4 separate regions of the Homo sapiens genome follow, and all the other regions are linked to region 2. A link is a loop called in an ENCODE intact Hi-C map of the cell type or tissue named here. Cell type or tissue: IMR-90. All regions are shown on one strand.

Evidence for each region. A loop is a pair of places that touch in the nucleus more often than their neighbours do. Peaks named below come from ENCODE experiments on the same cell type or tissue, not always from the same donor. Only the 100,000 strongest peaks of a DNase experiment are listed, where the experiment ranks them.
Region 1: it touches region 2 in a loop (6-fold over the local background); 31 of 110 quality-filtered maps call a loop at or near these places.
Region 3: a loop joins it to region 2, with 5 times the contacts of the local background. A loop is called at or near these places in 6 of 110 quality-filtered maps.
Region 4: it touches region 2 in a loop (4-fold over the local background); 12 of 110 quality-filtered maps call a loop at or near these places.

The regions. Positions count from the first base shown.
Region 1 is chr5:64,807,154-64,815,153 of GRCh38, forward strand. The region is part of intron 10 of CWC27 (CWC27 spliceosome associated cyclophilin); the gene reads left to right. Among named protein-coding and RNA genes, the nearest start is that of CWC27, 42 kb to the left of the region's middle. In IMR-90, a CTCF peak has its summit at 4,082 (motif pointing right); DNase peaks (open chromatin) are centred at 578 and 4,068.
Region 2 is chr5:64,954,302-64,962,301 of GRCh38, forward strand. All of the region lies in intron 11 of CWC27 (CWC27 spliceosome associated cyclophilin), which reads left to right. Among named protein-coding and RNA genes, the nearest start is that of CWC27, 190 kb to the left of the region's middle. In IMR-90, a CTCF peak has its summit at 4,679 (motif pointing right); a DNase peak (open chromatin) is centred at 4,710; H3K27ac peaks cover 217 bases.
Region 3 is chr5:64,630,703-64,638,702 of GRCh38, forward strand. No RefSeq gene overlaps it. Among named protein-coding and RNA genes, the nearest start is that of SHISAL2B, 56 kb to the right of the region's middle. RefSeq lists an enhancer at 6,628-6,797. In IMR-90, a CTCF peak has its summit at 4,572 (motif pointing right); no DNase peak of the experiment used is centred here; H3K4me3 peaks cover 229 bases; H3K27me3 peaks cover 1,218 bases.
Region 4 is chr5:65,199,774-65,207,773 of GRCh38, forward strand. The region is part of intron 20 of ADAMTS6 (ADAM metallopeptidase with thrombospondin type 1 motif 6); the gene reads right to left. Among named protein-coding and RNA genes, the nearest start is that of ADAMTS6, 280 kb to the right of the region's middle. In IMR-90, no CTCF peak of the experiment used is centred here; DNase peaks (open chromatin) are centred at 448, 698 and 4,178; H3K27ac peaks cover 4,210 bases.

The DNA.
Region 1 (8,000 bases), 150 kb before region 2:
CATTTAAGCAGTAGGATCAGAAACTAGACTAGCCCACCAGCCCTTTAAGCAATGAGCCGTTCAAAGTATAATTTTACTGAAAACGTGTGGTATTGCTTCTATTGGTAAGGAAACATCTGGAATCTGTTAAAGCTGGTTATCACTTTTGGATGTTAAACCTACACATGTATTTATTGAGTGCTTAATATTTAAACTGGGGAATGATATTTAACAGAATAATTTTCAACAAGTTTACATATAGTAGGATCTTCTCCTAGTAATGTGTTCTCAACAATGTCTCTAGTTGTTCATTTGAAAAAAGAGCTCAGGGGAAATACAAATCCAAAACGCTTCCTAGTTTCTCTCCTTAGAGAATCGGCACCCTTATATCTATTCTGACTTCCTAGGATTTCTAATCCCTTGTCTCTTCCCTTTTTAAAATGTACCAATCCCACTTTCTTTCCAGCCCACCTTCTCTATGCCTGTATCTTGACTACTGGATACAGCTCAGCAGAATCACACAGGCATATACAAGCTGGTATTATTATGGATTTCTAGATTCCAGCCTCAGCTGTGTCTCCAGTGCTTCCTTATTACTCACTCGCCACAATGTTTACTTCACACTTCAAACTCACTCAACGGATCACCTGGCTGCTTGTTTTTTTATGAAATGAGAGTAAATTTCTTCAACCCGTATTTCTTTCTCTTCCCCGCTTCGAGAGTAAAAACTAACAAAACCATTCCATTTTATTTCCTGTCCCTACCTCCTTCCTATTTATTTCTAAATACATATCATCTAGCTTCTCACCTACCACTCCACTGAAACTACTTCCACTAAGGCCATCTAGTTGATAATCGACTGGCTACTTTCCATTTTTTTTTCTTGGTCTTCCTGCTCTGGAGATTTTTGTCTCTTTTCTCTTGAGACTAATCTCTCTCAAGAACCTTACTATTTAAAGTGTGATCTGTGAAGCAGTAGCATTAGTATCACTTGGGAACTTGTTAGAAATACCGAGTCTCAGGCCCTGTCCTACACATTTTTAATTAGAATCTGCATTCTAACAAGATCCCCAGGTGATTTTTGTGTGCATTAGTTTGAGAAGCAGTCCTGTAGAATATTAATTTTTATCCCTACTGCTCCTGGATGAGTTCAAGTTTGTATCATGTTAGTTCCAAGGTCAGCAAGTTGTCAGCAAGTTGGTACTATATTCCCTGACTCCTTAGTGCAAACCTATGTGCACCCTTTTCACACTCCTGTAATATTAGGTTACATATACATTTTTTCTTCTTTGTGTATCCTTATACTGTAACTTTCTTGAAGGTAGTGATCATATCCATTTACATTTGTATCTCCATGTTCAAACAGCGTAGGTACCCAAATATTTTTGTAAATACATGAACAAAAAATGAATAAATTCTTCTTTGGCAAATCACTTTCTCCTCTGGATCTTGTAAGTAGCTTGCTTGTATTTTCAATAGGGATTTATTGATTCGCCTCTCCTCTGCCTAAACTAAGCTCTTTAGAGACTATGTCTTATTTATCTTTATATCCTCAGAGGCGGCTAATATCTTAAGCATATAGTAACTGGTCATTAAACTTTGTGGAATGAGTGGATAAATAAAATATTTAATTAATTATGTTCCATTATAGGAGTGGTTTTCACTCCTAACCGCACATTAGGCTCACGGAGGAGGCTTTGAAAAATACTAATTCGTAGGCCCCTCACCCACAGATTCAGAATTGTCTGGTCTGAGGTAAAGTCTGGGAAGATCCTTCTTTAACTTTTAAACTTTTAATTTAAGTATAATATACAAACAATGTGTCTATTAACTATATTTCATAGTGCACATAAGTATACAGCTAGCTGAATTTTTACAAACTAAATATATCCATATACCCATCACCCAGATCAAGAAACAAAAAATTGCCATTACCCATAAATTCACCTCTTGCCCCATTCTAGTTACTTCCCCCTCATCTCCTAATAGTAACCACTTTTCTAACCTTTAAAACAATATTATTTTTAATTGACAAATAGTAATTGTATATATTTATAGGTTACTATGTGATGTTTTGCTGTATGTATTCATGGTAGAAAGATTCGATCAGGCTAATTAACGTATTTATCCACTTCAGCAACTTACCTTTTTTGTGTGTGGTGAAAACATTAAAAATGTATTCTTTTAGCAATTTTGAAGTACATTAACTGTGGTAAGCATGCATTACAAAGCTTATTCTTTTTTTTTGTTTTTGAGACGCAGTCTCGCTCTGTTGCCCAGGCTGGAGTGTAGTGGCACAACCTCAGCTCACTGCAACCTCTGCCTCATGGGTTCAAGCGTTTCTCCTGCCTCAGACTCCTAAGTAGCTGGGACTACAGGAGCGTGCCACCACGCCAGGCTAATTTTTTGTATTTTCAGTAGAGACAGGGTTTCACTGTGTTAGCAAGAATGGTCTCGATCTCCTGACCTCGTGATCCACCCGCCTCTGCCTCCCAAAGTGCTGGGATTATAGGCGTGAGCTACTGTGCCAGGCCACAAAACTTATTCTTCTAGTCTAAGCAAACTTTGAGAAATGTCTGTTTAGGTATTTTGCCTATTTTTTAGTTGGGTTATTTGTTTTATTGCTGTTGAGTTGTTTGAGTTCCTTATATATTTTGTATATTAGCCCCTTATCAGATGTATGATTTGCGAATATTTTCTCCCAATCCATGGGTTGTCTCTTCACTCTATTCATTTCCTTTGCTGCGCAGAACTTTTTTAGTTTGATGCAATCCTACTTGTCTATTTTTACTTTTGTTGACTGTGTTTTGGGAGTCCTATCCAAGAAATCATTGCTGAGTCCAGTGTCATCAGGCTATTCCCGCCTCTTTTTTTTTTCTAGTAGCTTTACAGTTTCAGGCCTTATCCGTAAGTCTTTTATCCATTTGGAGTTGAGTTTTGCTTATAGTTTGAGATAAAGGTCCAATTTCACTCTTCTGCAGGTGAATATCCAGTTTTCCCAACATTTATTGAAGAGACTTTTCTTTATATATTGTGTGTTCTTGACACCTTTGTTGAAAATCAATTGACTGTAAATACCTGAGTTTATTTCTATACTTCCTATCCTGTTTCATTGGTTGAGGTGTCTGTTTTTATGCAAATACCATGCTGTTTTGATTAAAATAGCTTTATAATACATTTTAAAATCAGAGAGCGTGATGCCTCCCACTTTGTTCTTTTTGGTCAAGATTGCTTAGGCTATTTGGGGTCTTTTCTGGTTCCATACTAATTTTAGGATTTTTTTTTCTATTTCTGTGAAAAATGACATTGTAATTTTGATAGAAATTGCCTGGAATCTGTAGATCACTCTGGGTAGTATGGACATTTTAATATTAATTCTTGCAATCCATGAATCCAGAATGGGATATCTTTCCATTTATTTGTGCCTTCTTCAATTTCTTTCAATGTTACATAGTTTTCAGCAGACAGATCTTTTAGCTTCTTGGTTAAATTTACTCCTCTAAGTATTTTTTTAATGCTATTTACTTTTCTCACATCTAAGAGCATACATTAATTTGGGGCAATATACTTTATCAAAGCTCTGTAGATATTCTAATATGCATTCAGTGTTAAGAATTCTACTCCCAAACACATACCTCCTTGATTATTTCTGAGGTATAGAATAATGTAAAAGTGGATGATATTTTGTAGGGTTACCTCAGGTCTTTCACAGAACTTTTGCAGTTCAACAGGGTTAAGACATTTATCTCAGCTGCACTTGATTTTAATCTTAAGAAAGATAAAAGGGTCAAGAAAGTGAGAATCAAGTAATTTTAGAGAAAGAAAATAAGATATTTGGGTGTTTCTAATGTTTTTTTAAAATGTGGCTGATAAGGAATAAAATCAGTATCTCTCAACCTTGTTTGTACATTTGAATCATCCCATTCCTGAACAAGCTGTTCATAAATTTTGGTATTCAGCCATAAGAAATTTTTAAAAACACTCCATGTAAGTCTAATATCCAGCCAAGGTTGATGAAAACTGGGGTAGTTTGCAGCTTGTTTTGGAAAGTCCTATTTTAAAGCTTATTGTAAAGAATCCTTTTTTGCCTGTAGGTGGAGCTCAGCTACTGCAAGTTGATCATGTAAATCAGATTGTGTTGTCTTTCCTGCTTGTTTTTAGCATCTGTATATTGATACATAATAAATGACTAAACAATAAAATCAGCTGTAATAAGTGGACCAGATAGTAAAAAATCAGTGGTTTGTTAGGATGATTACAGCATTATAGTAATGCTATCTTTTATTGTGCAATTTCTATCATCTATAATTTTATTGTGATTCTAAATTTTTATTGTGATTCTAAATTAATTACATCAAATTGAAATATAAATGAAAGAAATCTTAACATATACCTTAAAATCACAATCATTAAAAATTTCATGATAATCTTTACGGTTAACTAGAAGGGCATCAGTCTTAGTGTTTGAACAGGTTCTAACTTTATCAGCCATGTTCTACTTATATGCCATGTTTAGTTGACTGCAGCACTGTTCCATTTTTAAGAAAAAATGATCTTATTTGATAAAGTTAACTGGAATTTGTGTTTTGCTCAGGAGTTCTGTTAGGTTGACTGAATATGAGATATATAACTATAATGATAGCATCAGGAATTTAGATATGAATATTGAAGTTGAAAATAAAGATCTTATGAATTGATTAAGCTCTAAATTGTGGAGCATGGGATAATAGAGTCATGTTTTCATACCTTCTAAGGTCTGGATGAACACCTAAATTAGCTGTTAGTGTTTCAGATCTTCTTTTGTTGGGTTTGAAATATATGATTAGGAATTCTTATGGAACTTTGGATATTTTTTCCCCAGAATTTCTAGACTTCTCAGAAAAATTAATAAGCTTCTTCTCGTACTTAGATAATTTTTGACTCTTACTGTACTTTGTGTCTGGATTCTCTTACTTTATGGTTAGATTTAGGAAGTACAGAGTTATCCTTAGTAAATAAACATTGTTTGCTTTAGGAAATTTAAAAAGATAGTTCAATATTTAAATTTCAAAAATTTAAAGGATAGTATACATTTTTAAATGATAGTACAAATTAAAAAAAACAGGTTAGTAACAAACATTGAAACCCACAGATATTATAACAACCCAATTCAAACCATTGAAATTATCATCTCTAGGATGTGCCTCTCTTCATCTCACAGAAGATTTATAAGCAAAGAGTGAAATTAACTAGGACTAGAACATTTCTGCTTCCTTTCATTCTCTTTTGTCCCAACGTGTTGGACTGAAGCAGACAGTAAAAGAAAGGAAGAGAAATAGAAATCCAAGATCTATATACTGGGTAGTTGGTCTCTGAATAAAGAAAATTTGCAGTTGTTTTTTTGCTTTGGTATGGAGTAGTAGTAATCCAAATGTTGTATTTTCAGGAAATCTTTCTGTTTAACAGCAAATATTAAGCTTTGGACCAGTCTCAGGTTTAATGAAATTTACATGCTAATTTTTACTAGAACTTGATTTTTATTTTTGTATATTTTTTCCTAACCAATCATTCTATTCTCAAATATATGTTATTCGTGTTCCCAGCCACTGTGTAAGAACTGGTGCGTGCCAGGAAGTGGTAGGCTCCAGGAACATGAAAATAAAGGAGATATGGTTTCTATCTGGAAATGTTCACAATATAGTGTAAGAATAAGAATTGTCAACAATTAATTACAATTCAGTATGACAAGCGCTCTGCTAGACGTGCATACAAAGTGCTATGGATGTTAAGTAGGCAGTATATATTTCAGGAAAAGATCAAAATACCAGATTTAAAAGGGTTGAACAAAAATTGCCATTTTTGCAAATCAAAAACAGTCAAATATCAGCAATTTCATATGTATGACTCTGATGCTAATAAAATAAGTCATTTTTTGGAGCTACTATTTAAAAGGAATAACACTTTAACATTATATTCAATTATTTAAATAATGTTGCATAATCTCTCAATGTAGACTAGGTGGTTTGTTTTAATTGCCTTTACCAGTTATGGTTAAAATTTTGGAATAGTATTAATTGTAATAGAAACCATACTATATTTAGCATTTCTGGCAAGCTTCCATTTTTCTTCTGTTTGGACATTAATAGCAATAATTTTTGGATATTCTGGACTAAACTGTTTCTTGGGCCACTTGAAATAAAAATACCACTTTTAAAGTGCCTATTCAGTTCATTGAGAACCAGTTAATCCGTATCCAAGGAATCACCTTCAAAACAAACAAACAAAAAAAATCCTTGAACTTCAGCTATGTATATCAGAAATATGACAACCCTACTGTTTTTACAATTAGATTTTGTATGGCAGACAGGAAGCAGTGAAATGCACATGTGGGAGAAGCTTCTCTTGTCAAAATAGAAAAGAGGTATTTGCATCTCTTTAGAATGTATTGATTTATATTATCCTTGAGAGTTAGAATCCATTGATCTCACTGCATCAGTTTATAGGGAATAGAATTGTGCATTTGAAACATAGATTTGACATTATGTGCAGAAAAACATTCTTTAAGTTATTCAGCATTGGTCTCTACCCCGGAACAAATATAGTCATGTTGAAAAATTGTGAAATATTCACTGCTTTCTGGCCTTTTTAGGCCATATACTGTGAATTCCCTGTAAATTAAATTGGAAAGTATAGTTTGGGAAGAGAAGGGCCACTGAAGAAGTAAAGTTCTTCTTTGTTTTACACAAAGTTGGAAGTACATGAAGTTATGCAAGAGCCTGAGGGAAAATTATAATTAGTGATTTTATTTTTGCTATCTCTAGCTCTTCTTTTACTCCCCTTTTCCTCTAACTCAAGCTTGTCCAACCCGTGGCCCATGGGTCACATGCAGTCCAGGATGGCTTTGAATGCAGCCCATCCTGGGCTTTCTTGGCAAACTTTCTTAAAACATTATGAGATTTTTTTTGCGATTTTTTTTTTTTTTAGGTCATCAACTATTATTAGTGTTAGGGTATTTTATGTGTGCCCCAAGACAACTCTTCTTCTTCCAGTGTGGCCCAGGGAAGCCTAAAGATTGGACACCCCTGCAACTGTTCAGGGGCTTTACTACCCTTTGGATACCACTTCGGTTTTGCACAGTCATTTAGTTCTTCCTTTGAACTAGGTACTGCACTGGGGCCCAAAATACTGAAATTAGTAAGTATCAGTCTCCTTTCAAGTTGCTTAGTTTCTAATAAGCAACTTGAAAACAATACCTAACCTATACAAATGAATAAGGGCTGTGAAGGGTTCATAGGTGTTCTGGCTAGGAAATTGTTCTGTTATTCCACAGATATTTATTATTATTCTACCTTGGGGTCAGACACTTTGCTAAATCAACTTATTTCCCTAATATAACTTCCACAGCAAAGGTATAAGATATACTTTGTTTTATGATCCTTCTTTTACAAATGTAAAAACTGTACTTTAAGAGGTTAAGTGACTTGCATTATGTCCCATAGCTAGAAAGCAGCGACACCAGTACTTGAACCTGCAATGGTATGACACCTCTACAGAGCCTAGAGAGGGGTTGGCCAGAGCCAAGTCATGTGTGTCCAGCTAAAGAAAGACTGACATGAAATGTTTCTAGCAAAGATGTGACATTATTTCACATATATTATAATATAACTCTTTGTAAGCATAGGGGATGGATTAGAAGGAGACTGAAGCAGAAAGACGAATTAGATTATTACACTAGTCCAGGGAGAAGTAATAAGGGCCTAACTAAGGTGTAGTATCTGTGGGGATGGATTTGAGAGATATTAAGGAGGTAGATTTATTAAGACATGGTAACAGATTGGATGTAGGAGACCTGAAGGTATATTTCAAATATACCAAAGGTATATTCCAGATGACTCCTAGTTTTCTGGCTTGGAAGACTGGCTAAGAAGTAGTAGTAATAAGCATTGAGATAGGAACACTGGATATTCCTACTCCTCTCCTCAGATATTTTTGCCCTGTTGGTCCTTTCTGATATACCTCTGTTTTGCTACACATAAACGTAT
Region 2 (8,000 bases):
TTTTTGAGACAGGGTCTTGCTCTGTCACCCAGGCTAGAGTGCAGTAGCACAATCATGGCTCACTGCAGCCTGGTACTCCTGGGCTCAGGCGATCCTCCCGACTCATCCTCCCAAGTAGCTAGGACTACAGGTATATGCCACTATGCCAGGCTAAAATTTTTTTAAAGACATGGGATCTCGCTATGTTGCCCAGCCTGGACTCGGAACTCCTGGGCTCAAAGGAGCCTCCCACCTTAGCCTCCCCAAATTCTGGGATTACAGGAATGAGCCACCGTGCACAGCCCCCTATTATATTTAAGTGAATTATTGCCTAAAGCACTTAGCAGGCTGCCTGGCATATAGAAAGCACTATATATATATATATAGTGCTTCTACCTATAACATATATATATATGCATATAGAAAGCACTAAATATATAGCCACAAGCCACAAACCACAAGCCACAAGCACTATATATATAGTGCTTTCTATATGCATATATATATATATATGTATGTATGTTAGTTATAGGTAGAAGATAGGAGTAGCAAAGCATTTTCCATCATTAGGCCAACAAATACTGTTTATTCTTTAATCAAATTCAGAATTATAGGTAAGCCCCATGATAAGCAGTGCTACATTTGAACATCCAAATTTATAGAAAATATAAACTAAGTTTTGATAATTCACAAAATAATTTTCTATGTTTCTCTCAATTATGAGTTTTATTGGTACTTTGGAAATAGGATTTAATATAGAGAAATATTTCTTATTCAAACAATCTATGTTAATAAAATGAAAAATATGATATCTACTCCCTGCTTCTTCAAATGATACTTAATCAGCTGAAGGCAGTCATAACTATAAAGTACCTTACAGACATAAAATATAGTGCCTTGTATTCACTGCCAAATAATAATAATACCTCATTTATATAACATCAACACTTTACAAAGTCATGTCACATGCTTCATTACATTTAGTTCTGTAACAGTCCTGAGAAGTAGATTAAACAAATATTATAGTTTCTACTTTGCAAATGAAGAAACCAAAGTATTAAAGATATTTAGTACTCACCCTAACTTAAATGGTAGATTTGAGATTTTATCCAATATTTTTTCCACTGTAAAACTGCAAAGTGCTGTTTCCTCAAAAAATAAAACAAGCCACAAGCAATATGACCTGTTAGCTGTATGCCAGAATCAGCAGTCTGATTGCTAGCCTACAATTCACAGCATTACCACTAAAATTGAGCAGGGCGACCCCCATTCAACTCACCATCCGACCTCAGGTTCCAGAAAGCCCATTTGGACACAAGTAGACTTCAAATGGAGCATAGTTGGATGAGCTTTTCCCCTACCTTCACTCCATCTCAAAACTTAATTTGTCAGAGATGTCATTAATCTGACATTAATCTGGTCTGGTTGGTCTAGGCAGGTAAAAAATAAAAATGAAAAAAAAAGTCAAGAGTGAAACACAGTCAGAAACAACTGGATATGGTGCTTTCAAATAGTTGTACATATTTTCATATTTCAATTAAAATATTCTCATAGATACAGAAAAATAATTTTACCAGGATATTTTCCAAAGTTCCTTATTAAAATTATTAGGAAAAAAAATCCCAAGATCTTGGGGAGTCAGTCCCTCTCTCTCCCTGTCTCACCTTTGCACTTGCAGTCACTAAACTACTAAGGAATGCTTTGTTCACTGATAAGAGGTGTGTGGGCATCAGGAAACTTGAAATTTTACTGCCATTTTATCAACTAACTAAAGCTAGTACTATGATAGAAAATAACCCTTAAAAAATTCTTAGACACGAGTCCAAACAACATAACAATCTAGAATGGTTCAACACATTTAACTTTATAAAAGGCTCACAAATAATCAATAATTAGGTATAGGAATATTAGAAATAAAAATTTTTATAAGAGGCTCACAAACACCTATGAATTATTTTTGGCAGTATAGGACCAACAAGATATAAAATGTGGCTGCTCATTGCTTACCAAAATAAAGTTCAAATTTCTTTATTTGGCATTCAGAGACTTTCATGATCAGAGTTTTGTCTTATTTTCTTTATTCCCCATCTTATTTATACATTCTTCATTTTCAAAGAATAATTTTTCTCTGCCTCCTGTGCATCCTGCCCTGTATTTCCTTTGGTTGTTATGTCTTGGTTATTATTTCTCGTTTACCTGCTATTGCCAAATCTTATTTCTCCTTTAATGCCCACTTATGCTGCCACTTCCTCTACCCAGCTTTCCCTCTCCCTTCTCTGCATGAATTTCCTAAATATCAGAACCTCTCATGTTATTTGTACCACTACACAGTAATAGTGTATGTCTTACCCTTTGTCCAGTATATAAGCTCCTAACCTGGAAAACTGTCATTGGTTTCCCTCACTCCTACGCATAATAGTACCACCTACCACCATAACTGTTTGCACTAAATAGAGTAGAAAAAGGATGAGCTTTGAAGTCTGACAGCCTTGGATTCAAATCCTTGCTTCATCATTTATTAGCCATATAAACTGGGGTAAGAGATAACCTATCTAAACCTCTGTTTCCTCATGCATGAAATAGGGATAATAATACCCCTTCTGTTGTTACAGAATTAAGTAATAAAGCATGCACAGTATCTTAACATTGTGTCTTAGACATGCTAGATCCTAAAAAAATGGTGATGGTGCTGGCAGAAGTGGTCATACTTATATTTTAGAAGCTACTTTATTGCTTCAGTTTCCTCAATCACATAGGAAATCTAAAGAATACTCTGCAATACCACACATGCAAGTATTTTAAGGACTGTTTTGAACAGATTTGTAAATTCTTATAACTACTTGGAGAAAATTACCTTATGTTACAAAACAATAGAACCCTCCTTTAAGTACTGTTAGAAACACAGATATTCTGCAATGCTTAATTCGCCTTGGGCAATTTTAGGTAGTACTTCTTGAGTCTCCTTTCTCATTGGCTTCATAAATTCTTTTTATCTTGAAGAATTTTTTTTTTCTTACTGCTACAACACGGGGTACATAATTTGTAGTTTCCACATCCAGAATGGCAGGGCAACATGGAAATGTTTTCAAAATGGCCATCGAGCTACAAGAATTGCGGATCACACCATCTGCAGAAGCACAAAGTGTGCTCTCTTGAGGTACCTGGGGGGCAACATCAATCAACCTGTGTGCTAGTCCAGAGGTTTGCGTGAGGGAGAATGAGCAAATTTAAACAGGAACAACAAACTACAGCTGATAGGTAGAAAGCTGGAGCCCCCAAAAGAAAAGCACATATGCCCCTCAACAATTCTCAATAATCATTTATATATTGCAGTTGTGTCTTGTGATCATTACTAAGAATACAGAAACATCTGTAAAAAGCTGCTTATCAAGTAGTCTATCTGACAGGCTCCCTGATAAGTTTATGTAGTAGACCCACTGTTTAATAAAAAACGTTATTAGGGAGACTCTGGGCACACTGCCCATGGGTTAACCCTGCTCCTCAAGGAGCAGTATAAGAAAAATTATTAGTAAAAATAAGACAATTAAGACCAGTTTTAATGTTTTGTGTTCAGAACCTGTCTTTACTGATCTAAGTTCTCTCTATCCCTTAACATGTTAGGTAAGATTACTTAAATTTATTTGAATTGATTTTTAGTATAATACTTTGTGGTATCCTAAATTATATGCTGTCATGACTATAATTTATTACCAACATAACTGCTATTTGAATTATAAACTCAACAAAGCCCTTTACTCCTGAAAAGACAAGATAAAATTTTGTATTTTGATAGGAGTAGGGCTTTAAAACAGGTTTTTTTTTTAATTTCCGACATCTTAAGGGAAAATAGCAAAAGTAAAAATTTTAAAAATTCCTAATTTAGAGAGTTAAAACTATATTAAGGATACATTCCATTTTATAAATGTCACACTATGCTGTAAATGTATATAACCCCAATGTGATTACTAGTTTGTTATGAAGCATATGTGCAGTGAGAACGTGCTACAAAGAGAAAGTGTATATGGTAGTGTGTGTAGAAACGAGACACTGGCTTCTCGTAAAACCTGTTTTCTCATACTCCCAGTTTAGCACAATCATTGAACTTCTCCAAACCTCAGTTTTTTTATCTGTAAAATGAGCAGGTTGCTGATACCTAAGAACTTCACAGTACTCAAATTTTATGTTGTGATTCTAGACATATTCCTTTTATGCAGAATTTAAAAATCAAGATTAAGCATTCAGTAGCATGTAAATATATAAAACTCCTAGATATGAACTCATATATTCACAAGCTACCCTTCTCTAATGGAAAATACAGTCGAAAATCAGTGAGTATTTTCAAGTTTATATTTTAAAACAGAATCCAATCTGAAAAACTGCATAAATTTTAACTGTATTATTTATTCCATGAGACAATTTGTAACCTGCACATTTCTCAAATTCTCTAATGGAAAAACACAGAGGAAAACGTTCTGTATTATTTTATTTTGAGAATTATTTTAAGCCCCTCATAACATGAAGCAATGAAGCTAGGATAAACTATAGAAGAAAAAAATAACACTTCCATGTAAATTAGACTGAATTACACATAATCAGTGTTCAGTGTTGAGGCATACTTTAATGTTCAAGTATATTTCAGATAACCCCTAAATTATTTAACCACTTTTAACTAATTTTCATGAACCTTTAGGAGGCTTATTGACCACCAGATGGAGCCAGTATTGTTCAATTTGTAGCATAAAAATATGCTGAAAATGAAAACTGGTGAAACAGAATGAATAAATGGTAGTTTTTTTATTGTAGTCCATAGTATAGAAAAAATAAACTTTAGCATCCTTCTGTCTAGTTTCTGTAAAATACACATGTATAGAGACCCCCCCATTAAATTATTTTTTATTATGAATAGGTTTTTATTTTGGCAGCTCCATTGGACAAGTTTTCTTCTTATTCACTATTTGAATATATCACCTTAACAACTTTCAAGTATCTTTAAAACAAAGTTAGTAAGGCTTTAGTCTCTGGTCACTAAATAAATATTATGGGTTGTAATAATGAAAAAATGATAGTATAGAATATATTGCCTATAGGCTCTCATTTTATTGTCACAGAATATTCCCATTATAATTTCCACGATGGATTTTCTTAATAAAGCAAAAGAAAAGGCATTCTGACTGGGAGAGGGAGAATATGTAGTTTATCACCAGTAGCTCCTCAGGAGAGATGGTAAAACCACAATGAATGGCTGCAACTCTTACCCAGAAAGCTTAGTGCCCAGTGGCCCTAATCAGGGGTAACTGCCTTAAAGCTGACTTCATGAACTCCTCTCACCTTTATTTAACAAGTGTCAGGAATTATCTAATCCCTTATACCTCAACTTAATTAGGCAACCATCTATTGAAAAAGTATTTGTATGCTAAGGGCCCTAAGGCCCTACAAGTCCCTCCAGGAACTTTTCCATTCAGTAAAAGCAGTAAGGTGACTGTAGACACTGTTGTAATTCAGGACCTAAAAATGATCTATCTGTTTATTTGTCCATTCAGCTACTATTTATTTAGCACATACTATATGCAAGGCATATGCTAGGCCACAGTTCTTGCCATGTGAGTTTACAGCCTGGAGGGCAATATAAACAAAGAAGCAGTTATGATACGGTGTGCTTGGGAGCCACGAAGTGTTTTGAAGGTTCAAATGAGGGGAAAATTTGATTAATTAAGGAGAATCGAGAAAAAGCCATAAGGGATTCTTCCTAGGTAGAACTTAACTGAGTAAACCCACTGTTTGGTCTTTTTTTTCCCCTCATTATCCATTAAACCATATATTATGGTCTGGGGGAGTTTAGGGCCTTTTTTTGAAGGATTTTATTTCATCGGGATATACCCAGTTGGTTACCTGATGCATTTTTGTGTCAGATTGGAATTGTTTTCCTAGGGATTTTTTTTTTTTTCTCAAACATGAAGAAGAAACAACCAAACTGGTTAAGCGCTTGTACTTTAGAGCCAGACTACATAGGTTTATATCCCCAGGCTTATAATCCATGTGATAAATTATTTAACCTTTTCCTGCTTTCGTTTTCTCATTGGCAAAATGAAGTTCATAACATATTTTCCTGACAGAATTGTTAGTTAGAAGATTAAACAAGTAACTCAGTTACCAGTGTCTGGCATATAGTAAGTAATTGAAATGTTAAATGTTAGCCATCGTGTTAGCTATTTTCAAGTCTGATACTTTTCCTTGAATTAATTTAAGATCTGGTATATTAAAAAAAAATACAAATTGACTTTGTATTTTCCAGAAAGTATGAGGTACAACTAGACATTAGTAGCATTAACATTTTTTATATCCATCAAGTCTATTTTGTTAATCAAATGATGTTTACTGTTATTACCACATCACCTTTATTTAGTTAGCAAAAATTTTCTTGAAATAGTAAATCCAGAGACATTTAAAATCATTTATAAGCAGGCTTATTAACAGTTGCTGTCACAGAATAGCCACTCAGTACACTTCTTTTTTTTTAAGAGATTGTCTCGCTATGTTGTTCAGGCTGGCTTTGAACTCCTAGGCCCAAGTGATCCTCCCACCTCAGCCTCCTGAGTAGCTGTGACTACACGCCTGCACCACTACACCCAGCTCAATACACTGTTTTTTTTTTTTAAATGAATGAATTTGCAGCTACTTAGAGCTGATAGCTCCTTGACTCTGGTCCTGAGACAACAGAGGGTATAAGTATAAGCTCTTTTAATCTATACAGTGAAAGCTGTGGATAGATAACATTGGTTCATTAGGTAGGTAGCCAATGAAGAGACTCAAGTGGATTGAAGATTAAGTTTCTGACTAGCTCCTAGGGAAAGGATAAGGGACATACTTTATAACATGCAGGAACAAATGTGCAGTACTTAACTTGCAGTCTTACAAACTAAGAGTTGGAATACAAGTTTTAGCCCAGGCTCTGCTGATAACTCACATGAGACACTAGCTAAGTAATGTCACTTACCTGGTCCTTAGTTGCTTCATCTATCAACAGGAAGTTAGATTAGAAGATCCTCAAGCTACTTCCTAGCTCTTGTGCTCTAGTAAACTGATGGTTATAGTGATGTTGGACATTTCCTTCCCAAGCCCTTTCATATATATATATATATCTCCTATTTTTATCTCATACATAACTAATATATTTTTTTAATTTTATTTTAACGCCATAGCATAGGTAATCTTTAAGTCCCCAAGATGCTTGTATTATATCCGTGAATCCACATTTTGATACTTACATTGTAAGTGATATTTTTCATGTATGTTAAGTTCATTTTACCCTTTAATTTCTGGAATGAAAAGCCTGTATCATATGTTTTACATTTCTTTCAAAGCATCTCTTAGCATAAGAGGCACACAGAAGACACTGTGTAATTATGAATTGAAGTTTTAATTGAAGACAGTAGGACACAGTGTGGACCTTTGTATCATACATACCTCAGCTCATATCCAAGCTTTACTATATTCTAATTTTGGTCATATCCTGTTTCCTCACTTGTAAAATAGGTTTATTGATACTTTCCTCATAGATAATCAAAACACCCTAGCATAGTGCTTGACATATAATAAGTTCTTAGTAGATATTCTTTTTTAATTCCATCCTTCATTACTATCTGTTTAGCATGTATTTCATAGAAATTTCAGGTAATGATGAATAGTCATTATAATGCATCATTATTGTTTATGAATCATCCAGTGTACATTGAGATTTATAAGAAAAGTAAAAGTAGAGCACTCTGTATTAGAAAAACAGAATTATTTTAAATGTCTTGTGTATTTTATTAGCCAGTTTTACTTCACTAAAATCATCTAGTCACTTATTGAATTTTTGTTTATTCAGGAGGATTCAAGCACATGAGAAATAGATGTGCTACTTCCTGTTCTGGCAACATGGACTGAGCTAACACAAAACTTTCTTCTCCTACAAATCTATAGAAATGCTGGATAAAATATGATCCAGCCCAATTTAAATACTTAGCTAGGCTTGAGGAAGA
Region 3 (8,000 bases), 320 kb before region 2:
ATATGAGGAGAAGTGGTAATAGAAAGTAATCTAAACTTGTTTGTGAGCTGGATATAAAGTGATGGAAAAAAGGAACAAAGGATGCTACTAAAAAAGTTTGATCTCAGTGACTCAGATGCCATTTACTAAGATGTGGAAAACTTGCAGGTTGCAAGTTGTGGGATGGCATGGTTGTGGAGAAATGAGAACTTGTGTGCCTATGTGAAACCCAAATTGAGATGTTAGAGAGGCAAGGAGATATGAGCTTCGCTCTTAGAAAAGAGATGAGAGTTCAAGAAACATCTGTGTGAACTACCCACACATGGAAATGGATGAGAATCCCCTGAGAAACAATGTGGCTGGAGAAGATTAGCGGCAGGCCCTGAGCCAGAGCATCACCTGGGGTTTAAAGCTTGGGGAAAAGAGGGGCTAGCAAAGAAGTCTGAGAAGAAGCACTCATAAGAAAGAAAGATGATAGTGATGCTCTAGCCTAGTGAAAGGGCGTTCAAGAAAAATCAACTGTGCTAAATGTTGCTGAAAAGTGAAATAAGTCAAAGCTTAAAATGAAGTCACTGGGGCCGGGCGCAGTGGTTCACACCTGTAATCCCAGCACTTTTGGGGGCCAAGGCTGGTGGATCACATGAGGTTGGGAGTTCAAGACCAGCTTGGCCAACATGGCGAAAACCCATCTCTACTAAAAATACAAAAATTAGCCGGGTGTGGTGGCACACGCCCATAATCCCAGCTACTCTGGAGGCTGAGGCAGGAGAATTGCTTGAGCCCAGGAGGCAGAGGTTGCAGTAAGCCAAGATCACACCACTGCACTCCAGCCTGGACAACAGAGCAAGACTCCGTCTCTAAAAGAAAAAAAAAGAAGTCATTGAGTTTGCCAACATGTAGGTTGCTGATGATTTTAATGTTGAATGACAGAGACAAATGTAAGTTAATGGGAAAATTGGAGGTTATGGGATGTAGATAGCCACTATTAGACAACTACTGGAAGGAGTTTTGGTGTAAGGGGGAGCAGCTGGAGAAAAAGGTGGAGCCAAGAAAGAAGGATTATTAAGACAATAGAGTATATTTGTATGCTGATGGGACTTATCTAGCCAGGAGAGAAATATTGATCATGTAGGAAGGAGGGGAGCTCGTTGAAGGAATGAAGTTTTGAGAAGGTGAGAGAGAGTGTAGGATCCACTTTATAAGTAGAGGACTTGCCCTTAGGTAGGGACTCAAACAGGAATTTTAAATTCCTGTTTCTAAATGCCACCAGTATATTAAAATCCCTTGAGATTTTTTTTGAAAGAAAAAAATAGATGTCCCACAGTAGATTAATTAATTCAGAATCTCTAGAAGTGGGATTTTGGCATCAGCATTTTAAAAATTCTACATATAGCTCGTGTTGATAATCACTGATGCATTGAAATGGGAGTGAAGTCAGGTTGTGTGAATACAAATACAGGTAGTCTGATCTACTTGGTGATGGAAGAATGAGGCAGTTCTCCTCTGATTGCTTCTATTTTCTCAATGAAATAAGAAACAAAGTCAGAGCTGAGAGGGTGCTGTTGATTTGAAGAGAGAGAGTTAGGGCATGAAATAATTTTTGGAAGTAGGAAAGTAAATTTACTCATGAAATATAATACAATTGCAAGGATTTGCAGAGGGCCCACTTGAGACTTCTGGGGAAAAATGTAATATGAGACTAAATTAGCACAGCTGTGTTTCTTCTCTAGCCACATCCATCCGGGTACAGAAGGAGTAGGTGGAGATGTTCTTTTGTGACATTTGAAGCAGTTGCCACCACTTGACTCCTGACTGAAGTTACAAAGTGGAGGCGGCTGCCTTTGGAAATTTCCTACCTCCCGCCTGCTTCCTCAAACTACTCCAGGCTGACCTAACCCTATCAGTATGATCTAAAAAGAGGAGCTAGTAAACCTAAATGGAATTCTAATTGGTAGAAGAGTTGAAGGAAAGGAAAGGAGATTTTAACAGTACCTTACTGAGCCATAATTTACATGAAGTACAAAATGTACAAATCTTATTGCTTAACAATTTTGCAATTTCTATACACCAACATGTGATCACCACTAAATCAAGATATAAAAACTTTTTTTTTTTTTGAGAGAGAGAGAGAGAGAGAGAGTCTCACTGTCACCTAGGCTGGAGTACAGTGGCACGATCTCGGCTCACTACAACCTCTGCCTCCCGAGTTCAAGCAGTTCTCATGCCTCAGCTTCCCGAATAGCTGGGATTACAGGCATGCATCATAGGCCAGGCTAATTTTTGTATTTTTAGTAGAGATGAAGTTTTGCCATGTTGGCCAGACTGGTCTCAAACTCCTGACCTCAAGTGATCTGCCCGCCTCAGCCTCCCAAAATGCTGAGATTACAGGCATGAGCCACTGTACCCGGCCAATATATAAAAACTTCGATCTCATTCTATGAAGTTCTCCTCGTAACCCTATAAAGTCAACATTCCCCTACAAAAGTTAAACAATATCGTGATTTCTGTGCCCACAGATTAATTGTGCTTGTTCTTTAACTTCGTGTCAATGGCACCATACAATATGAACTCTTGTGTCTGACTTCTTCTGCGTAAGGTTTTTGAGAATAATCTACATTGTTTCATGCACCAGTAGTTTGTCCTTTTGTTACTATTGAGACTGCATTGTATAAATAGACCACAGTTGTTTATCCATTGTCCAGTTGATGGATATTTGTATGTTTCCAGGTTTTTGCTTTTATGAATAAGGTTGCTGTGAATGTTCTTTTTGTGGACATATGTACTCATTTCTTCTCGATATCTATCTAGAAGTAGAATATAATCTGAAATTTCCATGTTATAGAATAGGTATATATTTAATTTCATTGGAAATAATTTTCCACAGTTGTCTATTTTATACTCCAACAGCAATGTCAGAGCATGCCGGGTGCTCCACATCTTCACCAATAATTGATATTATTAGTCATTTTGGCTGACAAAATTGTAGTGGATGTGAGAAATAATATTTCTATTTTTGTCATTTTATTTTACTAGTCACTGACTTGAAGCTCAGAGAAATAATATTTCTGAAGAAGATATTCAGGAGTCACTTGTCCACTCTAGACATGGCACATCAGGTCAAAGTGCAACAACTCCACACAAGAAGGAAATGGATCTGAGAACCTTTATCCTGAAAGGCAAGCTGGTATGTCTTAGAAGGGTGGCAGTGAAAAAAGGACTCTGCACAGATTGAGTAGAACATGAGAGTTGGGGGGAAAGGCAGCCACATCTTCTGAAGCCTGTTAAAAATATATATTAAACGATACTTGTCAAAATATGGTATAGACTTTATTCAGGACCATCATGGTAGGTACAGGGACCACTGCAATGGGATCTTGCAGTGTGGGAGAGAGACTGGGCTCAACTCTGAAAACACCATGGGCAAGTGGGAATTTATAGCCAGGGAGCAAGGTGGGGGTCAGAGGATGGAAAATTACTGAGAGGAAGCATCAGGGGTAGGAGGGATTCTGGCTAAACCAATCTAACAGGATTCTTGCTGAAGACCAGCCAGGCTGATCAGACATCATCCAGAAGATGGTGGAGAATGATCAAGGATGATCAGAGGTCAAGGATGAAGGGTTATTGCTAAACTGACATAGCAAGTTCTTTGCTACACCTGGATTTTTACAAGGAAGTACACAGATGGGCCTAGGAAGAAGCTCAGAAGCCTGACTAAAGTTTGGCCAAGCAAAGAATCTTTGTAAAGTTCTAATGTGTGACACAAGGGATTGAGTTAGCTAAACAAAAGCACAACTCTTGACTTTTGTCTCCTCTCCTGTCCTCTCCTCCTCCCAACAAACATTCTCCCAACTCAGTATTGAATCCTTTGAATCCTTTGATTCTCTTATTTGATACTGCTTAGATTCCTTAGGAAGCACAGCTTATGGAGCCCAAGGAAGCCAGAGAATGATTTAAAAGGAGATTCCTCCAATTCCAGTCTTCTGAAGGTTACTTTCCCATCTCATTAGGTAGAAGGACACTGGCCAGCACTCATATTCCCAGAATGGGAGGCTATAAGCATGATTCTCTGATTTCTACCTTGAACTCAGAGACAGCCTGGAGTCAAAAAAAAGACCCTGACACAAGAGTTTCATTTGTTCATTCATTCATTCACATATAGATACATAGATGATACATACATGTGTGTTGAGCCCGGATGTCTGCGGTCTCTCTTTTGTGCCAGAGATTGCCTATTCCCTCTTCCTGGGCATCTCTCAGGCCTAAATCTGTTACTCTTCCTGTTGCTAAATCCCCAAGTGAGCGCAGGAAGCAGACAGGAAGTCATCTGCAAGAACTGACTTATAATGTCCCTTCCAGTCTTAACAGTTAATCACTCCAGAAGACCAGCCTCATTCATAAACATAGCTCTGTGACTGGTGCTAGTCATTTTTGATGTGATTCCTTATGACTGATTGACTAGTAGCTTTTTAATGAGGCCTTCAGACTCTATGCCAATGGTCTTAATTACTGTTGCTGATACATTTAAAACATAACACCACTGCTTTTGAAAAACAATTTAAAGTATACAAGTGTAGTTCACAATATGCCCTCAAGATGGCAGTACAATAATACCTTGTGCTTCACCGTATCTTCACATATTTTTAATTCTGCTAAATTATAAAACATGTTGAGGGGGAAACTTTATCATAAGAGATTGAAAAAAATGAATTTTTTGTTTTGTATTATTCTATTATTGCTACAGGAGCATGTCTGAAATAATAGCATCTCACATCTGCATTGTACTTTAAAGTATGAAAAACACCATCTCTCCCATTATTTCACTGAATCCTCACAAAAAATGAGTGTGATGATTATTTTCATTTTATGTAATAAAGTCCAAAGATTAATTATGAATGACATACATAAAACATTATGAGTTCATGTGCTCCAGTAAGCAGCATAACCAGTTTTCCAAAGACCAGAATTCTTTCCTGCAAAAAATTCTTATCTGCTTAGCAAAAAGCAAGTATCTACAGGTCCAATAACACTTTAAATATCACAGGTTATTGTGATCCAGTAGAGGTTTGGGGTTAAAATCATAGAATTTGGAGCTGAGGTTGTCTGATAAGTAGGGTGACCAACTTATCCTGGTTTGGCAACGACTTTGCCAGTTTTAGCTCTGAAAGCCACACGTCCTGGGAACACCCTCAGTCCCAAGCAAACCTGGACAGTTGGTGATGAGCTTCCTGAGTCACCTGTCCATTGGTTACCTGTTGATTGTCCAACAGCACTGTGAAAACTCCTCCAACTGGTGCCCAGCACACCACCTTACACTTAATACTAGCCAATAAATTTTTGTTAAATTCTAATTCAGCTTTGTGTTTTGCTCAGGAAAAAAAATCTTTTCTGCTGTTTCCTAGGTAAGACACAATCTTTGGACTCACTCTTGTTGATGCCAGACTCAATAGTTCAGCCATTTTGGTATCATTTTCTCATCTAGTGTCAGCGTGGTTCAAACTTCCATGAAGTTTTAGTATTCAGAGACGACTTTTTGAAAGGGGACAGCAAAGTACAGGAACTGAAAGATATTGTGCACAGAAGAGAAGAACCTTTCTCTGCTTGCCTCTACCTTAACATGGCGTAAGGCAAAACCAAGCTCTTTCATATTTCAGATACGTAAGCACTTCATCAACATTGAATATATATACACAAATGGTCAGTCTTTCCTTGCTTCACCCTTTAAACTCTCTTGGATATGTGAAGATTAACATGCCCCTAAGAACCTAAAAATAAAGTGGGATCTCAGAGTTGAGGTAGACAGGAGAGTGTATGTGTGAATGTGCTCACACACAAAGTAGATGGTATGTACACAAATGTGGGAAAACCACCCCAGACACAATTCCCTGGACATCATTGTGATTCTGCTGCCTTCTGTCCCACTCCAGAAAGCAAAGTCATTAAGCGCATTAGGAAAGCCAAAAGACTGAACGGAAAATACTTTGGGATAAAGACGCCAATGCCCTCCTTAAAAGAAAAAAAATCTTTGATACTTGTGACCTGTACAATGCTAGAAATTAAATTGTTATTCAATGTCAGAAATTAAATTGCACAATGCCAGAAATTAAATAACCAATAAATTGTTATTCCAAAAAGTGCTTTGATATTTGTACAGGTCACAAAAAATCTTTGATATTTGTGACCTGTACAATGCCAGAAATTAAATTGTTATTCAATGCCAGAAATTAAATTGCACAATGCCAGAAATTAAATAACCAATAAATTGTTATTCCAAAAAGTACACTGAACATGGGGTAGCATCTATGAAAAGTGAATGGCTATAAACTTTTAAAGTCATTGTACAAGTTCACTCAAACTACTTTCAAATGTGAAAAGTAAATGTAGCTTTCTTATTTTTCTAATCTTCACCCACCCTGACATATCTTAATCTCTTCAGTTTCAACCATTTCTTTTCAGTACAAATGGCCCTTTCAGCGACATGCTGCCCCTCAGATGTTCCTCCCCAGCCTCCTCACAAAGATGGCATCCCCACATAAATCCTGTGAGGAGATGGGTGTCAGACGTGACATGGCCTGTGGCTCTCTTACCAACGCGTTCCTTGCCTCATGTCACACTGCCACATCAGCAACTGGAGTCAATGGCTGATGATTTTTTGCGGCTTCCTCGTGTTCCTCTCTCCTGACGTGGCCCCACCGGGGCACTTCCCTCTGTGTAACCTCAAGTCTTGCTGTAAAGTCTGCTCCCTCCACAGGCAGTGAGCCCCACGTATCCAACTGTGTGGAGGGAGGGGACTAGGGAGAAAATGTCATGAAAATGAAGTTTTGAAAATATCAAGCTGATAGGGTGGGGTTTTTTTTCCTTTCTTCTCTCCAGTAAATTAAGTTCTCAGGCTGAGAGCCATTCTGTCATTATAGCCCCCAGAGAAGGATGGAGAGGAGTGAGAATACCCTTCAGGAAAGGATAGAATGGAGGAGAAGTTCTAACAAGCCAGGGGGAAGTGACAATTTGGCCTCTTTCAGACACTAGGAGATTATGGAGAAGAGAAGAGGACAGAAATACAGAAAGCAAGACTTCCAGTATTTGTTGTCTGACTTCTGACTTCTAGGCTATCAAAGAAGAGCAAGCTAGACAGTCTGAAGAGAAAGCTGCAGACTTTACAGAGCTACCCCCCTGCATCACACAATTCCAGGGGGGCACAATCATATGAATGGCCCTCTCAGCAGCTCCAGCCACTTCAGAGTAAACCTGGAAGGGTTATAAGGTCACATGGCATTGGGGCATTGCTAAGTCTTCCCGAGCTCCCGGGGATATGGAAAGTTGCTGTCGCTCCGTGTGGCATGTGGTAGGACACAAAGGGGTTAATGCTGCTGACTGATAGGTTTCTTGGGCTCATCCTACAGTGCGAGCCATGTCTACAGGGCAACTACCCAGAGTGAGAACCAAATGGGAGTTCACAGCCAGATGTCAGGGGGAAACGCCATATCCCTGACCGCTGAGGTGGGTCTGAATCAATGGACAATACCTCAGAGAAGACAAGACAAAGAGAAACTAGACCACAAGGTTGCCTGCTTCGTCAGTAAACTTCAGCAATGGGAGCCAGCAGGAGGAGCAGTGACAAGATGGAAGGGGGCCATTATTTTGGCAGAAGCCAGGGAGCACAAAGATCCACTCACAGATCACAGTCCCCTCTCCTTCCCGCCATTGCCTCAAGAACATAAGACCAGGACCCCAAGAGCCACCTTTGCCAGGGACAAGGCATTGGGCGAAGAACTGTGAACGATGAAACACTTACTGGAAAGTCAGAGACTAAAAGGAAACCATTGAAATCAGAATAGAATGATAAATCCTTACTTGCAGTTCTCCTGGCCCACACTACCCAAGAGAGTAGGAGTCAGGGAGGGGATGCATATAAGAAAAATTAGATTAATTGTCAACCACATTTTCTTTGCACTTTTATTGATAGAATAAGTTAATATGCCATTCTGCTGTAATAGTTTATAGAAAAAGTTTTTACTCTATTGATA
Region 4 (8,000 bases), 250 kb after region 2:
CATTGTGTTTATGAGATATAAACACAGTATCTCTTGGGAGATATTGGGCTAAGTGCTAAGAATTATGAATTGACTTAATTTTGATCATGCCTTCCTTCCATACTTCTTAAAAACTGGGAATCAAGAGTACTTAGGTGTTCATTTTAGCTTCATGATTTCAGAATGCTATTTTTTATGAAGTAAAAATTAAAGTCCTTGAATAGACAGCTGAAATTGCTCTATATTTTATGAAGATGCATGTTTTCCTTACATTTGTCTTTTATTAATTTTCTTCTAGAATGTTATATTAGACAGTGTGGTATTTCACACTCAAGAATTGACTATATCAGTAATCTATTCCAAATCTTCCTACAACACTGTACTATCTTCCTCCAACAGCATACAAAGCTCCTTCCAACTATTACTCCCACACTTGGCAGGTTTACAGATTTTTTTTTCTTTTTAAGTCAGTAGCAACAGGATAACTCTATAAACCAAGGCATCTAAATGAATGGATTTTTAAACACATACTTTTGAATTAAGGAAAATGCAGCTTTTAACTTTAGAAAGTAGAAAATACAGATCAACTGGAAATAATCTAAACTAAGTCCACAAGAGAAATGATTGAGTTTAGATTCTTTTTATATGATCAAGCCTCTTGTACATAACTTCTTTTAAAGTAGTCTGTAAAACATTGCTAAGATGTTGATTTTAAACCCGGTTGGGAATAATTACATCCAGTTACACGAAACCACGATGCTTTCAAATCTAAAGACTTATAGTTTATAACCAAAACATAAAATGTCCACATGACCAGTCAGTGTGTACCTAATCAAAAACAAAATTCTAGTGGCTTAGTGTCCAGATCCCCTGGAAATAAGCAGATGTTCTGCAGAATTTAATAAAAATACACTAATTGTATTTTATTCTTAAACACCTAAAGTTACTGGCATGCAAACTGTATGTATATGTTTTTTTAATGCAATCCTTCCTCCATGCTTAAAAAAAGTAATGGCTTCATATTACGAAAGTTAATTATAAGAGATGATATTGCCAATATATATTTACTTTAAACCCTCTACAAAAGGTATATTCTGTTTAGAGACTTTTAATTTGCTTATCTTTTTATTCTTTGATACTAAAGATTCAAATATGATGGTCCTTACCACAGAAATGTAACCCTCACTTTTTGTCCATAAGTTTAAATGTCAGATCCTATATTTAATTTTCTGCCAATAGTTCAAAGTTAAAGATCTATTTTCCCATCAAAGGTTCTTTTATACAATGGGAAGAAGGCATATTCCACTTGAATCACTGCTCTAGCTACATATCAAGAAATGGCTTTAATGGCATTTTTATACAGTATGTACCAAAGGAAAAGGTGCAAGAAGCCCATCAAATGGCAAATGAGTCCTGGATGGAAACCATCTGCTGTTCTTACTCTAGGGGGTGGTGATGGTTCAAGTGAGTCCCAGTCTGAGCAAAGAGTTCAGAGACCATCGCTCTTCTTCATTTCTTCCCTCCATTCCAGTCCCTCTACTCCTCTTATTAGCTGCCCAATGTTCTCATGTGTTCCTATCTTTCTCTTCTTTCAGAGAATTAAATAATTTTGTAAACTCATTTGTAACATAGTATTTGGCAATATATTGCTTTTCTCAGGGCAATTTACCATCTTAAAAGTAGAAAGAAGGCACTCAAGGTACAGAAATTACAACTTGAATTTAACTTGAAAGGGTGACATGTGTTAAACCAAGAAGGATGGGTCGGGGGTGGTTAAGGGCAGGAGAAAGACTTTCTAAGTCTTCTCAACTCTACTCATCAGTCCCATCATTTCAGTGATAGACCATGTAATGGATAAATGGGCATTCTACAACCTCCTGTGAATGAGTCAACAATAAAAAGAAAGAAATATAAATGTATTCTTGGAATTGATGGGCTAACCAACATCTAAATAATTTAACCTAGTGACATAGCACATCATATCTACCCAAGAAACAGTTTTCTGAAGAGAAGGAGGTAACATTAAAAAGTCAGAGCTTGTACTAAAAATGTGTCTGGTGGCTAAGGCAACAATTTGCTTAGCCACAGCATCCATAGTAGCTAGCAACCAAGACAACACTATATAACTACAGTATACAGAGCATATGGCCAGCAATATTAATTTAATTTAAATCTTTAATGCAGATAGCATCCAAAGAGTGACAAGTGCCAGGAAAAAAAATGTCTCTCCGCTCTGCCTTTCACTGCTGGAATCTGGCTGTTGTGCCGTGTGATTGTTGGCCAGACACAAGCATTTGCAGGGCAGAGCAAAGCCCATCTGCCTTGGATCTAACAGCTGGAACCCAGGGTACCAATCAACTCCACTCATATGGTTCCTTCTTCTGAAGAGCCTCCTGCTAGTTTTTATCTTTCAAAGGCTTCCCTTCTCTTTTCAGTGTCTTTCCTTCTGTCCTTTTCAGTGTATTTCCTTCTGTCCTAAGCAAAACTGGATGTCCTAAGTAAACAAAGGATGATCAAAAGCAAAATGTAGCTCTAAAAATATTGTATTTTTCTAGAACAACTGTGTTTAGTAATGGTAAGGTAGGGTGGAACATACGTATACTGAGCTTATCCCTGGAGAGAATTCCTATTACTCCTTAGCTATTAAGAGTAATCTTTTCCATATAAAGTATCTAAGTTTTTAACTAATTTAGTTCCTACTATGTCTAATGTATACTTTTTTAGTACTATAAGGGAGAAAGTTACTGAGTAAGACAGTCTTGACCTCAATGAGATTACACTAAAATGGGGGTGGGGTGGAACAGGGCAAGTACCATTATAATTATATTACATGATGGAAGATATCTAATAAAATAGTGCATTTTCAGGTCTAATATTTTTAGTTTATAGTTTCCCCATTTTATCTTATTACTGTCTGATTTCTCTTTTCCTGATCCTCACTGATCTGAAGAACTCTTTTCATAGCCAAATTTCATAGCCAAACTCTTTTCATAGCCAAATGATATTACCTTTCACTTTATCTTGTTCCTTTGTTTTTTCTCATCCCAAATTCTGCCATGTTTAGTTACCTCTTTTTGACTTCTAAGTGGTTTAGGTAAATGACCTAAGGCAAGTTTTCATTCTTCTTTGTAAAATGAGGTAATCAAATACATAAAGATAATTTAGAATGCTTCTTCCAGATCCAAACTTCTATAAAAGTTGCCTTCTCTTCTCTTCCTCCACATTTCAATTGTTCAACATTTTTTTCCACCAATTCTCTCTCCCTTATGTGTCTGCTTTTCCTCTGTATTCTACAGAGTAAGTCTAGAAAACAGGCATGTTTCTTTTCATTTGGTTTTGCAGTCTTGTTTCAAGTGCCTAAGTTTGTACCAGTGCGAGGTACATGTCAAAGGGGTTACACATGTCAAGAGGCAGAATACTAACTAGAAATAGGAAATTGTGAAAGGCAAGTTTCCTAATATAAAGAATTAAATCATGCTGGTATACCCAGCATGGGTGTACATGCTCACACCTGTAATCTCAGCAACTCGGGAGGCTGAGGCAGGAGGATCACTTGAGGCCAGGAGTTCTAGGCTGCAGTGGGCTATTACTGTGCAACTGCACTCCAGCCTGGGCAACATAGAAAGACCTGTCTCTAGAAAAAAGAAAGGATTAGTTATATTATACTAGAAAGTCATCTCCATGACCTTAAGTAAGAGCTTGTTTTTGGTATTTTATTTAAATTTTAGAGGAATATTGTTGAGAGTACAAAGGCCTTGAGCTTCTTCCACACAGTGTAATGTATTTATCATCAATAGACAGGCTTTTCTTTTAAACATATATAAAATCCCTTTCTAGGAACCAAATCTTGAAATATTTCAAATTTGAGTTAAAATAAGGATATAATCATATACAAACTGTATAGCTTTTAAACTAAAAATCTTCATTTTCTTCAACTAAAGATGGAAATAGTAATATCATAAGTTCCCACAAAATCAGGATGATCATGCTTACCATAATAAAAGGCTTTATTTTTAAAAGGCTTTGTTTTTTCCAAAAGTATTTTATGCATTCAAACATGTAAAGATGAATAATGTTATGACTGTTAAAAATACTATTTTGGAAAGAATTTTTGTGAAGTGAAACATGACCTGTGATATATAGATCATTAATACAATAGGAATGCACTCAAACTGTGGTTTCAGATTCACCCAAGTTTTTCAGTGACTGAATATGTATCCAAACCCTGCTCGTGTTAGGGAAGAATATAATCACTAAAGCAACACAAATGATGAAAGAGGACTGATGAAATGATGAAACAGTACTAGGAGAATATTTTGGCTTAGCAGAGATTTCTTGCCTTCAGTTATAAATCTTCACATTAGAGAAAATGCAATCCACAACATGCAGAAGTAAACAGCAAAACATGTCAAGATTATCAAAATAACTCTTCATATGTAAGACTTTAAGCTTAAGTTATATTGAAAATATGCAGGATAATTCAAAGAATTTTTGTAAAAGTAGTTATATAGGAGAAGCCATATGCTTAAGGAAAAAAGATAAATGAAAATTATTATAGATAAATAAATGAACACACATATTAGCTTCCAGAAGTGTGAACCAACCACGAACATGAGTTTATATAGAAGAGATACTCTGCAATCTCAAGAGTCAAGTTATATAAGAACTAACCCAGTAAGGTTAATGATTACAGAGCCTAGGATCTTGGGGGCTGTGATGTTCACAGGTGCCCTGTTATGATGCTGGGTACAGCTAATCCCAGGTTAAAGGACACTCTTCCTTCACAACATTGAAAGTGACCTGAGAGGAGGGAATTGTGGGAGAGAGTGAATAGGGGGATGTCATGGTTAATGCAGTGACAGACCATTGTCTAGTCCGATAAATATATTATTTTTCAAAGACCAAAGTGAAAACTAGGGAATAATGATCAACAAAGCTGAATGCAAACCTTTGTTCTTCCTAAACTCAAGTCATTTTTTTATAGGGGATTTGTATTATTTTAAAAATCTCAGTGATAGGTTTTATATCTACGTTTGATATATACAGGACTCAAATGTAAAAGGACCTTCATGATTTCAAAAAATAATAGTACATTGTACAACCCCACACAGAAACTATCTTTCACAGGGAATTTTTCTTTAAAACTAACTATATAATTATGTTTCTTCAGAGGGAAATGAATGGCATTGAATAAAGTGCTTTTAACTATTCAAACTAAAGTTTCCCTCTGTAATCTTTTATTTAACTCTGAAAATAACTTCTGGATTGGTAACTCCTAAGTGAAAGATAAGCACATTTAGTTATAAGATTCAACCTTTTTTATGTCTTTCGCACTTAATTTCAATCAAGTCTATTTTGAATCTTGAAAAAAAAAAACAACAACTGGACTTTGTTTTCCTATGCTCCATTTGGGGCTCCTCTGCTTTGAGTTTCTGTGAAAGTTACAGTGAATGTGTCCTTTATAAGCTGCAATACAAGTGTTAGTCATTATTTTTGTTATTACGTCCGTAAAACATAAGTCTCAGAACCCTTGTTTGTTTGAAGCACATTCTGTTAGTTCACTAATAATGTGAATTAACCTCTTAGTGATATTAAATGTGTTAGACATCTTAGAATTGACAAAAAATTAAAAGGACATCTCTGAAAATGTAAAGCATTTGTCTCTGTTTTATCTGGTACTTTGAGAACTGTTCTCTTTTAGTCAGCTATTAGTACTGGCCTAAAGACTGTACTACATATTTTCTAATAATTACTTTTTTAAATAATTTAAAAACTGTCATTTTAGAATGGACTTACTATACTTTTAAGTCAACATTATGCTTTGTTGTATCATTCCTGAAATATATAACATGAACAAACAACATTTCCATAGAAACAATGTAGAAATACCCAACTTTTTAAAGGGGCCAAGGCATGACAGATTCGTTAAAAGTAATCTGAAAATTGTGTTATTAATAAATGCAATAGTATAGGTTATCACATAAACTTGTTAGCTGTCAGGAAAGAAGTTGCTAGCAATTTCTCCTTTAAATATATAGTTCCTTCTTTCCTTCATTTCTTTTTTTCCTTTGCTTTAATCACCCACTATTCTTACCCCAAACTAACAGAGACAGAGGAAGGAAACATATTCAGGAGGATGCATCGGAAGGAATATAGATATGAGAAATTTACATATTATTCAAAACCTCTAGTCTCTTAGCTAGAAGTACAGAAGAGTCTCCAGTTTTAAATTCTGAACATCACCAGGGCCCTGAATAATGAGCAGCTTATATGCATTTATTTTCTCTTCTGAAATGAAATTCAACATCTAGTAAAAGGAAGTTAGGTGACATTTTTAATCCAACTTTAATGATACTCATTTTACAAATCAGGGGTTCTCAAACTTTTTCAGTTCACAGTATCCTTAGTATCTCTAATTTTAAAAATAACATCCCCAAGACAGAAAAAAAAAGACTAAGAATTTTACTTGTAGTTAGTTCCAAATAACTTCTTTGTAATGATTTGTATGCTGTAAGATCAATATCGCTATGTTTCCCCTGAAAATGTACAATGTTCTGCAGTGCCCTTGGGCACCTTTGTACAGTTTGAAAAACGTGGTCCCACATCAGGAAAATTCAAAATAGTAGTTGGAAATCATATAAATGGTCTTAAAAATCTCAAAGAGTAGAAACCAGCCACAACATGTATAAGAATCCAGATGATTTTGGGAGGCTGAGGCAGGTGGATTGCCTGGGTCAGGAGTTCGAGACCAGTCTGGCCAACATGTGAAACCCCGTCTCTACTAAAAATACAAAAAAATCAGCCGGGCATGGTGGCATGCGCCTGTAATTCCAGCTACTCGGGAGTCTGAGGCAGGGGAATTGCTTGAACCAGGAAGGTGGAAGTTGCAGTGAGCCATGATCGTGCCACTGCACTCCAGCCTGGGCAACAGAGCCAGACTCCATCTCAAAAAAAAAAAAAAAAAAAAAGAATCAGGTAAAGACTCAAAAAGTAAAATAAAAAGAATTTGTCCTAGCTCAAAAAAAAGAAAGACATAAATATCTTCTATGTTTATATGCTGTTTTTTTTCTCTCTCTCTCTCTCTCTCACACACACACACACACACACACACACACAAATACACACACACACAGACTCATACATTAGGCTTAAAATGACATTCAGGGAAGAAAAAGTATAATAAAAGAAGCATCAAACATACAAATAAAATTAGACTATGTAAATGTAAATGTAAAAGTAATGATAGCATTTTAAATAGTCAATGATGATTGATCAGAAACATTCCTGTATAATCATTTAGTATATGTAAAATAAAATCTGTGCTCTTTGATCTTCAAACAAAACAAAAAATATCTCTAACAGTAAACTGTCTCCTTCCTAACTCCTCAGTAATCTAAGCATAGCTTTATCTCTTCCCCCAAAGAACTGCAAAGCAATGTTTGGCAGAGAGATGCTTTTGTGTATTAGCAGAAACTTTGGTACACAATTTTGCACTTCTATTCAAAGAAGAAGAAAGAAAAATCTAGGAAAAAAAATTGGAGAAAGTTATCAGGAGTGTCAATAGAGCCAATGGCAGGACAGACTGTATATTTAGAGCATAAATATAAAATTATAATAAATATAAAATATCGTATGTATTTCTGACATTTCTTTGTACTGCAAATAAACTATTCTTAAGGTTTATTTTCTAACAGAACAGGTACAAAGTTAAATACAACACTATAGCATCAATTATCAGTTAATGGGCTTTGGAAGGTTTCACTTTAAAGCCTAAGCATTGTATAATATTAAATAAGAGGAGGGGATGGGAGTGAAATGAGAATGGTATGAACAGAGGGAAATGAGAACACACCCAGAAAAGTAGGGTAGAAAATTATCATGAATATTGCTGCATTCTGCAAAGATTCATTCTCTTAAAGAAAGTAACTTCCTAAAAAATGAAGGTCTTCTCTGATTAGAACTGTAATTTAAAAGAAAACAAATTGTATCAGTGTTCATAATAACTGAGTTCAAACAGGGGC